Regions from separate parts of the Homo sapiens genome. Here regions 1, 3, 4 and 5 are each linked to region 2. The links are chromatin contacts, found by Hi-C or POLR2A ChIA-PET in ENCODE. All regions are on one chromosome and are shown on one strand. The core of a region is the stretch at or near the end of the contact, and the rest is flanking DNA. Distances in the headings are between cores, read along the strand shown.

Region 1 (2,700 bases), core at 1-2,500, 970 kb before region 2:
CGCGCCCGGCCATTAGTAAGCATTTTGTTTAGCAGGTACTGGATGGAAGCATTTTACATCCAAAATCCCATTTCATCCTCATAAGAACTCTGATAGGAACGATTTTCTCTGTTTCACAGAGGAGAAAACTGAGGCTTGGAGCAAAAGGAGCTTATGGAAGGTCTCACAGTCAAAAGCAGCAGGTCCAATTTGAGCCCAGGTCTGTCGGTGGCCAAACCCACAGCTGCATCACGGCACCACACAGCCCCACAAGCCGAGTGTGGCAGCTTGGCCCTTTCCCGGCCTGGCTCCCCTGCTGGACCAAAACTTGGGTAGGCCAGGGGCCTTTTATATTCCTACCTCGGCCGAAGAGGCGAAATGTGTTTACTGATGGGAAAGAAATGCCTCCTTAACACACAGGTGATGGAGGGGCTCACTTAGGATGAAATGAGGAGCCCCACGACCCAGTGGAGAGCGCACCAGCTGAGGGCGACGGGATTCCCATCCTTTTAAGAGCACTTTTCAGCCACTTCAGGGCGCAGAGCAGTGGACGGGAAATCAGGAGGTGCGCATCCCTAAATGGGGCAATGACCCCTTCACGCCCTACAAGGCTGTGACAAGGAGAGAATGAAAGACTAGGGGTCTTCACAACCTGCAAAACTTCCGCCAGGCCGAGGACTGTAAAACAAGGGAAGCCAGCAAGTCAGAGGGTCAAGGGAGTCGGCCCCGCGTTGGGACCCGTTCCCCTACTTCAACCAGGCCGGAGCGGGGGCCTTCCCGCCTGGCCTGGGGAGAAGGGCTCTCCAGAGGCCACTACAGACCCCAGGGACTGCTCGTGCACGGGCGCGGCCGCGACACCCGGCCCCAAACACCCGTGGCCCCAGCCAGGCTGGGCCTCACCGTGTCGCCGCTGAAACGCACAGATACCCGCGCGGGAAGCGACCAGCCGAGCAGCCGCCGTGTTGCCAGCATCGCGGCGGGCCAGATGGGTCACCTCACGCTGTCACCTTCATAGCACTGAGGCTGAGGAACTGGCGCGATAGAGACGCTAGGTGGCGCGCAGGAAAGACGTCACGCGCCCGACGCCAGCGCCGCGCACCGGTATCGCTGCGCCCCTTCAACTTCGCCAGCGGCCCCGCCTCCTCGGGGGAGGACTGAGAGGCCAGTGCCTTGGCGCCGGGGCTTCTGGGAGATGTGGTCCCACCGGCCTGGGGTCCGCCTTCCTCCCTCCACCGGGCTGGCATTTAGCGGTGGCTGTCCCCACCGCTCGCTCTTTCGCTCCCTCCTTAGCTCGCCGGCTCCCAGCCTTTGATGCCACAAGTAAACAAACCTCGCATGTCGCCTTCTGCTGGGTCCTGGTGTGTTCCACTTTCTATAGATTCGGCGTTTAGTGTGCACCTGCGGTATGCATCGGTGTATCATGGGAGGAGTGAAAAGTCAGGCAGGTCATAGCCCGATCCTCATGACTACGTTGCAATTATTCTGCCCAGTGCGAGCCCTGCCAGACTGTGGGCTTCCCCACCCCGGGCGTCCGTGTGCTCGAGGAAGGATTGCAGACTCCAAGGCAGGGGGTTGTTCGCGGAGTTCTTCCCAGAGGGCCTGTCACGGAATCCTAGGCTGGGGTGAGGCAGAGAGGATGCAGATGGTCAGTGCACGGCACAAACTCTTGCTGGCGCCGCTGAGTTCTCTCAGCTCTTGTCAGGAGAGTCCAGCACTTTCTGCTTCTGCCCAAAATCCTGGCATGGTCCCTGCTGCTTTTGGAATCAGCCACTGGTCCAGGATTTAAGGGCTCTGCGACCCCGTCCTTCGCCAGGGTCATCACGCCCAGGCCACTGCTGTGAACCCCACCCCCGTCCCCCAAGACCCCTTTCTGCCGTCATTAGACTTTAGGGCGTTTGTGTGGCTGTCCCCCTCCCTCGGTTTTCCCCTGACCTGAGGAGGTCCCTCTGTCCTTTGCCTTCCCAGGAGGTCTTGGAAGCCTGATGAACTCGTCTTTTTCAGTTTCCTGGAACCCTCTGCTGTGGTCCTCGTGATAAGAGTGACCTTTTTGGCCTGCTCTCCCCAGCTCTTTTCCAGTCCTCATGGTGAGGAACCATCTCTGTTCTTTTGTGCTGTAATCATCCTTCCTGATCTCTCTAAAACGTGCTGTTTACAAAACTCCTTTGCAGCTATTTTCTCACATACCCCACAGCAGCCCCACAAGGTGTTCACTCCATTTTGTCCACGAAAAAACTGAGGCTCAGGGGGATTTTGTCCTTTGTCTGTGGGCATGAAGCTGCTGAGTGGTGGAGCTGGACTGGAATCTAGGCCTTTCTTCCTTTCCACAGTGCCCCGCACACAGCAAACCCACAGAACAACTGACACGCATGTGACAGTCACTGTGGACGTCAGTGACATTCCCAAGAGAGGCACCAAGAAATCTCTTCCCTGTCTGAGGTTTCCCAGACAGATAGAGTAGTATCAGGCCCAGAGCCCAGGAGTCCTGGCTGCCAGCCGCAGGCCCCCTCTCTTGGTCAGGGAAAGAGGTTGCCTAGGCAAAGCTGGGGATTACACAGCTAATCCGGGCTCAGACCTGAGTCCTCGGATCCCTCCCTTTGGGGCAGAAGAAGGGGGGCAGGTCAGAGCCAGCCCAGCGGGTGGATTCCTTCCTCATCTGTCTCTAACTGGGTCAAAGGAATACAGGCTGAGGGAGATGCAGGTTGGGGATGCTGGGGACAGGAG
Region 2 (2,700 bases), core at 179-2,678:
GGTTCACCTTGAAACTCTGTGTTATCAAGGCCCCTGATGGCCTCCACTGCATCCTCTGCCCGCTCCATGTGTACGAAGGCATAATCTTTCACGATGTCACATTCGATGACCGGACCATACTCCTCAAACTTGGCTCGAAGCTCCTTATTGGTGCAGGTGGGACTGATGTTGCCCACATGCAACTTTGTTGAGGTTTTGCTCTTATTCTTGCTGGCTTCCACGTTGATGTTCACCCCATGAAGCTTGTAATGGTGCAGGTTGCGTATGGCATCCTCAGCTGCCGTCTTGTCTTCTATGTGCACAAAGCCGTAATTCTTAATGATGTCACATTCCAGCACCTTCCCATACTGCTCGAAGAGTGAGCGAATCTCCTGCTCTGTAGCCTCCCGGGGCAGGTTTCCGATGAACAGCTTCACCATCCTGACAAGAGCCTGGGAGAGAAAAACAAGACATCTGACAAAAGACCTCAGGCCCACATCCGTTCACAAAAGACAACGACTTTCACTCTAATGTATATTTCCAGTTTTCTCTCTCACACGCCTGCACACACACCTCCACACAATAATCAAATGGAAGTGGGAGTGAACTAAGGCCTGCTATAGTAGCCGCCATGAACCTGTAAGAATAAGAAGACGTCTGCAATAGGGAGGTCCTTAGTAGACAAAGGGTTTGGTAAGAACCGATACCTTCCAACAGAAATGGGCATGAAAGACAGCATATGAAGAAATGGGGGTACTAGGCTTTTCTATCCACTAGGAGGACAACAGAAAACAAAAGTCTACTAGGCTTGCTGACTGCCTGCCTGAAATTATCAACAGGCTTTTCCTCACGTAGGAACCAAAGCAGCCATCATTTCCGGGAAAATGGGCCTTGTAATAGCTACATTTGAGTTTCCTTTGGAAGTAATGAACGCGCGACTCGGATCAGACAGCGAGGAGTGGGAGATAAAGGAAATACTGGAGTGGTGAACGCCTCTCTCGGGGCACCGTCCTAGCTCCTGCCGAACACTGAAATGCGCGGCCGCGGAAAAGAGCTTCAGATTCATTAACCAGACGATGTCTCACGGCCCGAGAAATTCCCGAAACGAGAATGTAACTGTCAGATATAAGGGAAAGGGGGTTATCCCAGTGGAAATCTCGAGGCTCCAAGAGCAGCCATGTCGGGCGCGGGACAGGGTGGGCGAAAAAAAGCAAGGTATTCTCAGGGGGCGGTGGGGGAAGGGCTGCTCCCGGCTTACCGCGCAATGCCGAGGACCGAGGTCGGCTCTCAGTGACGGGTGTGGAGACTGCGGACCTACCAGGACACCCCCGAAGCCCAAGGGAGTGAGAGAAGATTTAACACAGTACAAGAAAGGCAGTGGAAAGGCTCGGAGTCTCACCCGCACAGAAACCAGCAGGGCCTCCTCCTCGCGGCGCGGACGCTTCTGACAAAACGCTAAAATGGCGGCGGCCGCAGCAGTGCTCTGAGTAGAAGGGGGAGGTGAGCCTACAACCGGATTGGCCACTCAAGAAAGTAAAAGGCCGGCGTTCCCTCAGATCCTCTTCCTGATTGGTTACCACGGACGCCAATTACCTAAGAGGCCGGCAAGAGGTGGAAACGTCTGTAACCTCGGAGCTTTTATGCGAAAGCCAATGGGCACCAACCTCGCGAAGCCGAACTCGCTGATTGGGCAAGAGATCAGCGTGAGGGCGGACCTACAAACGTGGGCTTCGCCGGCGGGGTGCGGCCCGCCATTAGGCGGAGCGAGCTAGAGCCCCGGGGTAGCAGTCTTTAGCTTCATGGCGCCAACTTCGTTAAGCTTCCACATTTCGCCACCTCCACGTGCACAGCCAGACAGTATTCCGCGCTCCATTTTGCCGTTCACTCTAGGTGTCTCCCTCTAACCTCCCAAGCACCACCCCCCCTCGCGGCCAGGACGCTGTGGAAATAGCTTATGCAGGCACATGCCAGGGAAGAAAAACAACGAAGACCCCCCCCAACCCACCACCCACCACTTCAGGAAACCAACCTTCTCCTTGGGCCAGCAGTCCACACTGTAGCCTTGAGAGTCCCGGAGCTCCCCCAAAATCAAACCTCTCACAGGTGGTGAAAGGACCTCTGTAATGGCCTTCCAGAAGTAGGCCCGGCAGGAGGCTGCACTGTCCAGGAGACGCTGAGGACAAGTTCCCTCTGGGAACCAGCCTCCCAGGGTCCGCGATGAAGAAACCTTTCTGAGACCATGGAGATTTAAAGTATACCCCGACCCCACCCTGAGAAAAAACTGGAGCAGCAAAGGTTTTTTTGTTTTATTTTATTGGGCGCCATCAGCCAGAGCTGTTTTAATCCCCTAGAACCGACTTTAGAGGACAGAGCTTAGTCACAACCAGCTGTAAACAAAATACAAAGTAACATTCTCCAGAGGGTCCAGCTGCTGCCTCGTTTTCTCTCATCCTTAGGCTGCTTCATATTCATTAAGCAAGCAACTTTAGTCAAGACCCTTTGCGAAGCAGCTTTTGAAAAGGGTTAAAAGGTGGAGTGCAGGGACTGGATGGAAGAACTTATAACACGAACAAAACAGGCTAAAAGCAGTGCAGAGTTTATGAGGAAAGGGATCATCAGGAGTGAAGATGACACAAGTACCACACACCACCATCCAAAGCAGCTTCTTCACCACCACCCCCGCCCCAAAAAGAGAACGGTTTCATAAAGAGAAAGGTGAAG
Region 3 (2,824 bases), core at 309-2,808, 570 kb after region 2:
CCAGCAATCCTCTCTAACTCTGACTTACACATCCGTCTGCCTAACCAACAGTGAGGAGACAGCCCAAGACTTCAAGGCAACAGAATCAACTCAGCTACAAGGTGACAAAAAAGAACACCTCCAGGCACTTCTCTGGGCTTTCTGGGTGAAACCAGCTCCACACACCGTCTTATTCAAGTGGCAAACTGTAAGACACAGCACCCTGTCCCCAGAGTTGGAGACAGACTGCCTTGCCAATACAAAAACAGAAAATATTCCCAAACTCAGGCCTATTTTGCCAATGGAAGGAAAGTCCCCAGATGGTTCCAACAGACAGAGAGCAATGGATTGAATTTAGGAACAAGGCAGTAATTTCATACAGCCCTGCAGAGCTGGGAGATTCTGGGACCAGTTTTAGTGGGGGAGGGGAGGTAAAAATACACTTGAGGACACATTAAATAGGGCCCCAAAACTAAGAGCCTAGCGCTTGGGACAGAACGTGTGTAATATGAAGTTCAAATGAACATGTGTGCCGAAGGCTAATGAGAAGCCCCTAGGGTGATTATATGAGCTTTACCTGCAAGAGGTGACAATCGAGTTTGGCACATGCTGAGTCTATTGGGAAATAATAATATCAAGAGATCTATACCACATCCATGTATGTACAGCTCCCGGCGCCGGCGAGGCAGGAGAGTGACTTACTCAGGGAAACTGACTGCCAGGAAGGCCGGATTCGGTCAGCCCAATCGGAGAAAGCCCGGGGCCGAGGCCAGAAGGTCCCTCGGGGAGGACAGAAGGGTGGTCCCGGCCCCAGGCAGAAGGTGGGGCTGCCAGGAGAGGGCGGGTCCCCGTGGCAGGAGTCCCGGGAGGCCTGGCTGGAGCCAGGCCGGGCCGCGGGACAGTCGGGGAGATGGAGGGCGGGGACCCCATGGGCGCTGGGGCGGGGAGGGCTGGGCCCCGGCGGCCACCCCGCTCCCCCGGCGCCCCGCCGCACCCTCCCGCGCTCACCTAGGCACGCAGCTGGACGAGCTCCGGTCCACCTCCCAGGTGGCGTACAGGTTCATCTGCACCGGGGCGGGGGTGCGGCCTGGCCCCGGGCCACCGGGAGGCGCGGAGCCCGAGGCCACCGCCACGGCCATGGAGGTGGAGGTAGACGAGGACGAGGAGGAGGCAGCCGCCGCCGAGGTGGACGAGGACGACGAGGTGGCCTGGGCCAGCTTGGGGGGCGTCGGCTGCTGCGGCGGCTGCTGCTGCTGCTGCTGCGGCGGCGGCTGCTGAGGGGACTGGGCGACCCCGGATCCCCGCTGGCCGCTGCCGCCCCCGGCGCCTCCGGGACCACCGCCCGCCCCTCCGCGTTCCGCCATGGCCCGGCTAGGCGGGGGTTACGGAGGCCGAGGCGACGCCGATCTGGCTCCCAGGCTTCCCCCGCGGCGGCGGCGGCGGGGGCGCGGCAGCCTCCTCAGCCCGCCTGCCCGAGCGCGAGCAGCCAGCGAGCTGCACGCACGCGCGGGGCCTCTGGGCGCGCGGGCCTCGCGCTCGACCGCCGCTGCCTGTTGCGGCTCGCGAGGCCGACACGGGTGGGCGTGTCCGGGAGGGGGCGGGGAGCCCGGCCCGCGCGGCCCCACCCAGCGCGGAGGGGCCGGGCCGGGCGCGCTCGCGCCCTGCGTGCAGCCACGCGCGCCCCTCGCTCCCGCGGAGTAGAAGGGGTGGTCTGTGGCCAGCGCGCGCCCACGGGTCCTGCCCTCAAATCCGCTGCCAGTCTGCCCCCGCTCCTCCCCTCCCCGCCCACGGCCGGCCGCGGCCCCGCCAGCGGAAACCCGGCTTTTCCGGGATTCGGTCCCTGCAGGGAGGGGGCCGCCGCGGGAGCGCGCCTCGGCCCCTCGGGTCTTCGGAGCCAATGCGGAACCCGCCCCCAGCGGTGGGGGTCTGCCCGGGGAAGCCGGCTCTCCGCCTGCCGACCTAGCCCTGCCCTGCGGCCCCGGCAAACAGAGAGGTCGGCGGAGACCCGGGGCCCGCTGCCACCGCGGGTGCCTGTGATCCGGGAAGTTCCCGCCCCGAGGGCAAGCGGGGGCTCAGGGACCTGGAGTCCAGAAGGTTCTTCGCATAAGTGAATTCTCAAGCTACCCCGGGGCCCATCTGGAGCCAACCTTCCTCTTCTTTCCCTACCCCCCAAATGCCTCTTTAGAGTGCCAGTGCTTTGTTGCTTACCAAATTTCTAAAATTCCATTCCTCCTAAGGCCTAGCTCAGCTGCCACGTCCTATCTGGATCATGCCCCCCACAACCCCGAGACCATCTTGAACCCTCCGGCAAGTGAGCGCCTCCACTGGTGCACTTAAACACCAACAGTAGTACAACAGCAGCGCATGACTACCCTCCCCACAGGCTGGCAAATGCCCATGGGAGCCAGTGATCCAGCCTGCTCTAGTCTGTCAGAAAGGCTGCTCAGGACCAGATTACAACCTGGAGAAAGTAAGTCCCCCCATCCCACATACAAATCCCAAACCCCAGCGACTAGTGTTGCTTGAACCCAAGGGTTCATATGGACTCAAGACAATTTAGCTTTTGAGCTATGTTGTCGCACAGGTAAGGACTTGAACTTCTGGTCACAAGGTCAGTTGGGAAGGCCTGCCCTGGCCTACTTCCCAAGCCCACTGTTACTTCCTCTGCCGCGCTAGGGCGCTAATCTGGCTATTTTTACTCCCCAAGGACAAAGTAGTAAGGTCAAACCAGACCTAGAGGTACTTCCCCCAAGCCTTCCTACAAAGCAGGGCAGTGGTGAAACACAGATTTCAGCCTGGGGTTGGCGTCACCACCAGTCAAATGCGCCGTCTAATCCCAGTTTAT
Region 4 (2,700 bases), core at 181-2,680, 730 kb before region 2:
TCTCTGATGCCACTCCAGGGAGAGGCATCACCTTCCAGGTCTGGCCCACCACTGGCCTCTCCCACTTTGAAACAATAAATAAACAACAACAAAAGCAACTTATTACCCAGTGATTTAATTGGTGGTGTGGCTATAGGGCACCCAAGCCTTGGGGACCACATGACTCTCCCCCAGGAAAATCATGAAGCAGGGCAGTCCCCAGCCCTGGGTTAGAGCTGCCTCCTCTGAGCGTGTTCTCCCCGGCAGCCCTTGGAGAGGGAGGAGGGGACCCCCTCTGGGAGGGTCCAGGCATACCCCCAGGTATCCTGCCCAGCAAATCCCAACCCAGGCCTGCGGGAAGGAGGGGGAGCCCTCACCGCTAAGCCACCCCCACCTCACCACCGGAAAAACCAACAACCCGAAACCCCAAAGGAAGGAGAATGCCAGGGTCTTCATGGGGAAACATTTCACAAATGGGGACGCTCGGGCGGTCCATCGCCTTGAATCGGAGCATTCCCGCTGAGTCACCCAAGAAGCCTGTGGTGTTGAAACTGGTCCGTTGCCTCGTGCTGATTAATGAATTACAAATCCCCCACCCATGTACATTCTCCCTGGTCACTGGAGGAAGAATGAAGAACCTTGTGAACTTGAGGGAAAAAGTCCCGCCAAGTGGCCTCTTCTCGCCTCTGGGCCGGGCAGTGGGCCTGCAGTGCCCTCTTCCTCCCCCGCAGGGGGCATTGTGAGCTGGTTAGTCACCTGCCCCAGCCCCAGCGCCTCGCTTAGCTCTAGCTTTTGGAAATGGGACAAGCGGCGGGACAATAGGCAGGGGGGGCGGTCAGCCCAGACAAAGGGCAGCAGGAAAAACACCATCACTTGCTCCCAGGCCAGCTCGCTGGCATTTGGGAGAATGTGTCATTGCATTTACTCAAGGGGGAGGAGGAGGGAAGGTTAGAGATGAGGAGGCAGAGGTAGGGTGGGAGCAGGGACCTCGCACAGGCAGAGGTAGGTTGGATCAGGGACCCCGCATCGGCAGGGGACAGGGGGCAGGGGGCGGTGTCCCAGGCCAACGCCTGGGGAGAAGCCCACCCGAAGCCGGCGCTGTCCCCCGGCTCCTGGGAGTCCTCAGACGGACTGATGGCCTCCCCGCCCCCTCCCCCAGGAGGCCCAGGGTGGTACCGCCACAGCCTCGCCTCACCTCACCCCCCCTCGGTGCTGTGGGAGGGAGAGGGAGCCCCAGAAGCCCTCCCTTCCCTCCTCCCCCCTCCTACCCCCACCCCGGGGAGGGCCGCTACAATTTGTGGTTACAGCTTTACACGTCAGAAAAAAAAAAAAAAAGTTTGCAGAATGTCCCACACCGAAAAAAAAAAAAAATCCGAAACCGAGCGAAAAAAACCTGCGAGTGGGCCTGGCGGATGGGATTATTAAAGCTTCGCCGGAGCCGCGGCTCGCCCTCCCACTCCGCCAGCCTCCGGGAGAGGAGCCGCACCCGGCCGGCCCGGCCCCAGCCCCATGGACCTCCGAGCAGGTAGGAGCCAGGCGGCCGAGGCCCCGACCCCCGCCCCGCCAAGCAGCCACGAGATCCGGTTCCCGTCCTGCCCTGACCCCCGGGAGCCCCGCGCCGGGGCCGGGCCAGGGAGCTGGGCTCGGGCCGGGGGAGGCACGGCTGGGCGCCCTCGAGAGGGGCCGGGCGGGGACGCGGCATTCCTGGAGTCCGCACGGCGGGGCCAGGAGGTGGCCGGGAGCGGCGGGGAGCCCGGACGATCGCAGACCTGGGGAGGCGGCAACCTGGAGCCCCAGCGAGGCGGGCCGTAGGAGCCGCAGCCCCAGAGCCCCGCGCACCAGTCGGGGCCAGAGAGTCCGAGGCGGGGAGCGAGGCTGCGGGTGGGAGGAGGGGCTGGGAGAGGAAGAGGGAGGGAGGCCGGGGGAGCCCGAGGCCGGGCGGCGGGAGGCGAGGGGAGGCCGACACCTCGGGCCGCGCCGCTCTCCCTCCCCGGCCCGCCGGGAGGGGTAGGAGGGCGGGCGGGAGGAAGGGCGGGCGGCGGAGAGGAGGGCGGAGGGCAGCGCCGAGCCTGGCTGGGCCGGGCCGGACGGGCCGAGCCGCGCCGCGGGACTCGCGGCTTCCTAGCTACGCGCCGCGCGGCCGGAACCCTCCATGGTGCCCACGGCCGGGGAGCCGGCGGCAGGTAGGGGCGGCGGGCGGCGGCCGCGAGTCCCCCGGGCCACCGTGGCCTGGGAGTGATTATTGTTTGGCGGGGGGCTGGCGCAGCCGGGCCGGACCCGGCAGGAAAAAGTCTGTCACTGGCCAGGGAGCGGCGGGAGCAGCCGCTCAGCCCGGGCAGGAGGGGAGTTGACGCGCGGGAAAGGGCAGCGCCGGGCAGAGCCCGGAGCCCGGTGCCCCGGACCCCGCCCCCGCCCCCGCCCCCGCCCCCGCCGCGGGGAAGGAGCGACCGGGCGGGAGCGGGAGGGGGCGGGGCCGGGGGCGCCGAGGCCACACAGGGGGAAGGCGCAGCGCCGGGAGGGGTCCCAGAGCGAGAGGTCACCGCCAGCAGGGAGGGCCAGCTGGCAACCGCCGCCGTGCAGCTTCCCGGCCGAGCCCCTCGAAGGAAACCTTCGAAAGAGTCCCCGGGGCTCGCCAGAGGTCCCCTCATGCTTGCTCTCCCCACCCGCCTTCCTTTCCACAACTCCGTGCTGGGCTTCTGGAGCCCTCCCCACAGACCCTCC
Region 5 (2,700 bases), core at 3-2,502, 710 kb before region 2:
TGGTTCCCAGACTCCCACTGGCCAGTACTTTTGCCTCCTGCCAGGAAGTTGGTGAGGGGGAGGCAGCAGTATGGGTGAGTCAGTGATGACAGGAGCCCAAGGGACAAAGGTCATGGGTGGAGAATTGAGAGACATTGTTTACAGCAGTCCACCTCCTCCAGGAGGCCTTCCAATGCTAATCATCCCTGTGGTCCTAACCAATCTCTGACCCACCCTTTCCCTCTTCTGGTAGGAATTATAGCCTCTCACTGACAACTGTGCATCTGTCTGCCTTGTGACAGTGAGCTCCTGGGGTGCAAGAGAGACTGTGGTTTGATTGGGGCCCTACAATGCCTGTGACTATCAGCAGTGATAATCATTTAGCTATACTTCCTACTTTCAAAAACTTTTTGACATCTATTTTAATTAACATGTGGGAAAGTGCTTAGAACAGTACTTGGCACATGGTACGTGCAATGAGTGTTAGGTTTATTATTAATATTTTCTGCTCAGACTCACATTATTGTGAGAGACAGGGCAGATTTTGCCAGTGAAGAACTAGGGATCCAAACACATTGTGGTGGGGGGACCAGACCCTTGCTCTGCCTTCCTACTCAGTATGGAATCTTCCTGACTGGTGGGGCGGGCCGGACACGACTTGGGACCCCAGGAGAGTCAAAACGGCAAACACTTACTCGGACTAAGAGTGGGCAGCATCTTTGGGCACAGACTGTGAGAAAGGAGGTTTCAGAACCCATGGGCTTCTCCAGCCAGGTCTCCTGGGGCCAGTGGGGGTTGGGTGGGAGCCGGGAAGGGGCCTGGATTAGCCCAAACTCTCTTCAGACCTCCAGACCTGCCCCCACAAGGCGGGGCGGGCCAAAGGACCGAGTGAAGGCTCCAGCTGGACTCTAGGGAGTTACAAACTGGCCACGGGGATTAGCGAAGCTGAAAAGAACATTTGCCTAGGAAGGGAAAACGGGAAGTGAGAGGCTGAAGATAACTCTCCTGAAGTCTCTCGGGACCCACAGCAGACCAATGGGGGCCGGGGAAGGTGGTGAAGTCGGGGCATCCCGACAGGTCCCCCGCCCCAGCCTGCCCCTCCTCCCGCGGCCCACAGCTGAGGCACCGCCCCGCCCCTCACCCTACACTGCCTACCATTGGCTAGCGCCAGGGCCCCGCCCCGCATAGGCGGCCTGCCATTGGCTGAAGTCTTTCCTGTTTGCGTGCTTTTGGGGGTGGGGGAGGCGTCCCTCCCTGGACCCCGGCGACTTCCTCTCTCGGTTTGTCTGGGTCATCTTGTCTGCCCGCCGCTGGCCTGGCCCCGTCTGTCTCTCTCAGCAGCTGTCTTTCTCGCGCCCACTGGCCGGTCTCTCCTCTTCCCCGCAGTTGCCTCCTTCTCTGCCTGCCTGGGTGGCCGCCATGGGCCGGAAGCGGCTCATCACTGATTCCTACCCGGTTGTGAAGAGGAGGGAGGGGCCCGCTGGGCACAGCAAGGGGGAGCTGGCACCCGAGCTAGGTCTCTGAGGTGTGAGGGAGGCAGGAGGAGTGGACACGGAGGGGCCTAGAGGAGGCCCCTAGAGGGGCGGAGGGGCCGATGGAAAGGGAAAGGTGGCCTGTCCTCCCCTCCCGACACCAGGTCTAGCTGCGGGGTGGCAGAGGCAAAGCGGTGGTGAGGAAGGCTGGGAGGTGAGGGGCAGGAGACTGAAGCCAACCTCGTACTGAAGAGCAGCTGTCATTGCAGGGGAGGAGCCCCAGCCCCGCGACGAGGAGGAAGCGGAGCTGGAGCTGCTGAGGCAGTTTGACCTGGCCTGGCAGTACGGGCCCTGCACCGGTGAGAACCCACCCAGCCCCACGGAGGCGCCTCTCCCAGCCAGTCACCCACACGTCTCTGAAGTCACCCAAGCGCTTGCGTGACTCTGACCCTCAGGAACTGTCTCCCCCCAACACACACATTCTCCAGCTCAGACTCTACCCCACCCCCCACAAGTCTCCAGAGTCTTCTTCCCACCCTGGCAGGGATCACACGGCTGCAGCGCTGGTGTCGGGCCAAGCAGATGGGCTTGGAGCCTCCCCCAGAGGTGTGGCAGGTGCTGAAGACCCACCCCGGAGACCCCCGCTTCCAGTGCAGGTCAGAGACAGGCCGGGAGGGCTTTCAGGGGAGCCAGGGCCTTCTCCAGGCACTGTCACCCTGCTGTCCTGACCTGAGGGAGAAATGGATGGAGGGTTGGAAGGCCTTGCTGAACAGGCAAGAAGATTCTATGAGGTGCCTGGCTCAGGAGGACACGCCACTATAATAATTCTTTTTTTTTGAGACAGAGTCTTGCTCTGTTGCCCAGGCTGGAGTGCAGTGGCGCGATCTCGGCTCACTGCAAACTCCGCCTCTCGGGTTCACGCCATTCTCCTGTCTCAGCCTCCCAAGTAGCTGGGACTACAGGCGCCCGCCAACACGCCCGGCTAATTTTTTCTATTTTTAGTAGAGACAGGGTTTCACCGTGTTAGCCAGGATGGTCTTGATCTCCTGACCTCGTGATCCCACCCACCTCAGCCTCCCAAAGTGCTGGGATTACAGGCGTGAGCCACCACACCCGGCCAATAATTCTTACCTCTACAAGCTAGTGGGGGGCAAAGGTACACCCAGGACCCAAGGAACTATCTATTTAGAACTGAGGGGTTTCCCAAGGACTATGGGCATGGCCAAGAATAAGCTGGTGAAATCAGATC

The links. A loop is a pair of places that touch in the nucleus more often than their neighbours do. ChIA-PET counts read pairs that join two places held with the same protein, here RNA polymerase II (POLR2A). Pooled maps may share reads with other maps.
Region 1: a pooled map shows a loop between it and region 2 (4-fold over the local background). The contact joins the promoter of NDUFV1-DT here to the promoter of RBM4 in region 2. A Hi-C loop is called at or near these places in 1 of 50 pooled maps. POLR2A ChIA-PET finds 5 or more read pairs at or near these places in 2 of 52 experiments (B cell and HEK293).
Region 3: a loop to region 2 is called in a map of adrenal gland, with 5 times the contacts of the local background. The contact joins the promoter of PACS1 here to the promoter of RBM4 in region 2. A Hi-C loop is called at or near these places in 1 of 168 maps with a recorded cell type or tissue (adrenal gland) and 4 of 50 pooled maps. POLR2A ChIA-PET finds 5 or more read pairs at or near these places in 1 of 52 experiments (WTC11).
Region 4: a loop to region 2 is called in a pooled map, with 4 times the contacts of the local background. The contact joins the promoter of CLCF1 here to the promoter of RBM4 in region 2. A Hi-C loop is called at or near these places in 1 of 50 pooled maps. POLR2A ChIA-PET finds 5 or more read pairs at or near these places in 4 of 52 experiments (GM10248, MCF 10A, PC-9 and 1 more).
Region 5: a pooled map shows a loop between it and region 2 (6-fold over the local background). The contact joins the promoter of POLD4 here to the promoter of RBM4 in region 2. A Hi-C loop is called at or near these places in 1 of 37 single-sample maps with no recorded cell type and 5 of 50 pooled maps. POLR2A ChIA-PET finds 5 or more read pairs at or near these places in 1 of 52 experiments (GM12878).

Annotation. Positions count from the first base shown.
Region 1 is chr11:67,605,256-67,607,955 of GRCh38, reverse strand. NDUFV1-DT (NDUFV1 divergent transcript) reads left to right here and starts at 1,250. Exons shown (of 3, transcript NR_130935.1): 1 at 1,250-1,337; 2 at 1,945-2,063. It overlaps NDUFV1 (NADH:ubiquinone oxidoreductase core subunit V1), which reads right to left and starts at 1,020. Exons shown (of 10, transcript NM_007103.4): 1 at 880-1,020. The coding sequence starts at 951. RefSeq lists enhancers at 942-1,071, 1,452-1,511, 2,411-2,700.
Region 2 is chr11:66,637,431-66,640,130 of GRCh38, reverse strand. RBM4 (RNA binding motif protein 4) reads right to left here and starts at 1,428. Exons shown (of 4, transcript NM_002896.4): 1 at 1,379-1,428; 2 at 8-431. The coding sequence starts at 419. The region is part of intron 1 of RBM14-RBM4 (RBM14-RBM4 readthrough); the gene reads right to left. RefSeq lists enhancers at 552-1,263, 1,130-1,499, 1,264-1,977.
Region 3 is chr11:66,069,006-66,071,829 of GRCh38, reverse strand. It overlaps PACS1 (phosphofurin acidic cluster sorting protein 1), which reads right to left and starts at 1,558. Exons shown (of 24, transcript NM_018026.4): 1 at 988-1,558. The coding sequence starts at 1,343. It overlaps SF3B2 (splicing factor 3b subunit 2), which reads right to left. Exons shown (of 22, transcript NM_006842.3): 22 at 2,522-2,824. RefSeq lists silencers at 614-818, 879-1,028, 1,039-1,168, 1,319-1,368, 1,379-1,998.
Region 4 is chr11:67,372,328-67,375,027 of GRCh38, reverse strand. CLCF1 (cardiotrophin like cytokine factor 1) reads left to right here and starts at 1,430. Exons shown (of 3, transcript NM_013246.3): 1 at 1,430-1,504. The coding sequence starts at 1,489. All of the region lies in intron 2 of LOC100130987 (a long non-coding RNA gene), which reads right to left. RefSeq lists silencers at 1,092-1,141, 1,702-2,041.
Region 5 is chr11:67,352,098-67,354,797 of GRCh38, reverse strand. It overlaps POLD4 (DNA polymerase delta 4, accessory subunit), which reads left to right and starts at 1,252. Exons shown (of 4, transcript NM_021173.5): 1 at 1,252-1,495; 2 at 1,721-1,810; 3 at 1,996-2,107. The coding sequence starts at 1,399. The region is part of intron 2 of LOC100130987 (a long non-coding RNA gene); the gene reads right to left. RefSeq lists a silencer at 935-1,184 and enhancers at 1,365-1,414, 1,408-1,989, 1,990-2,572.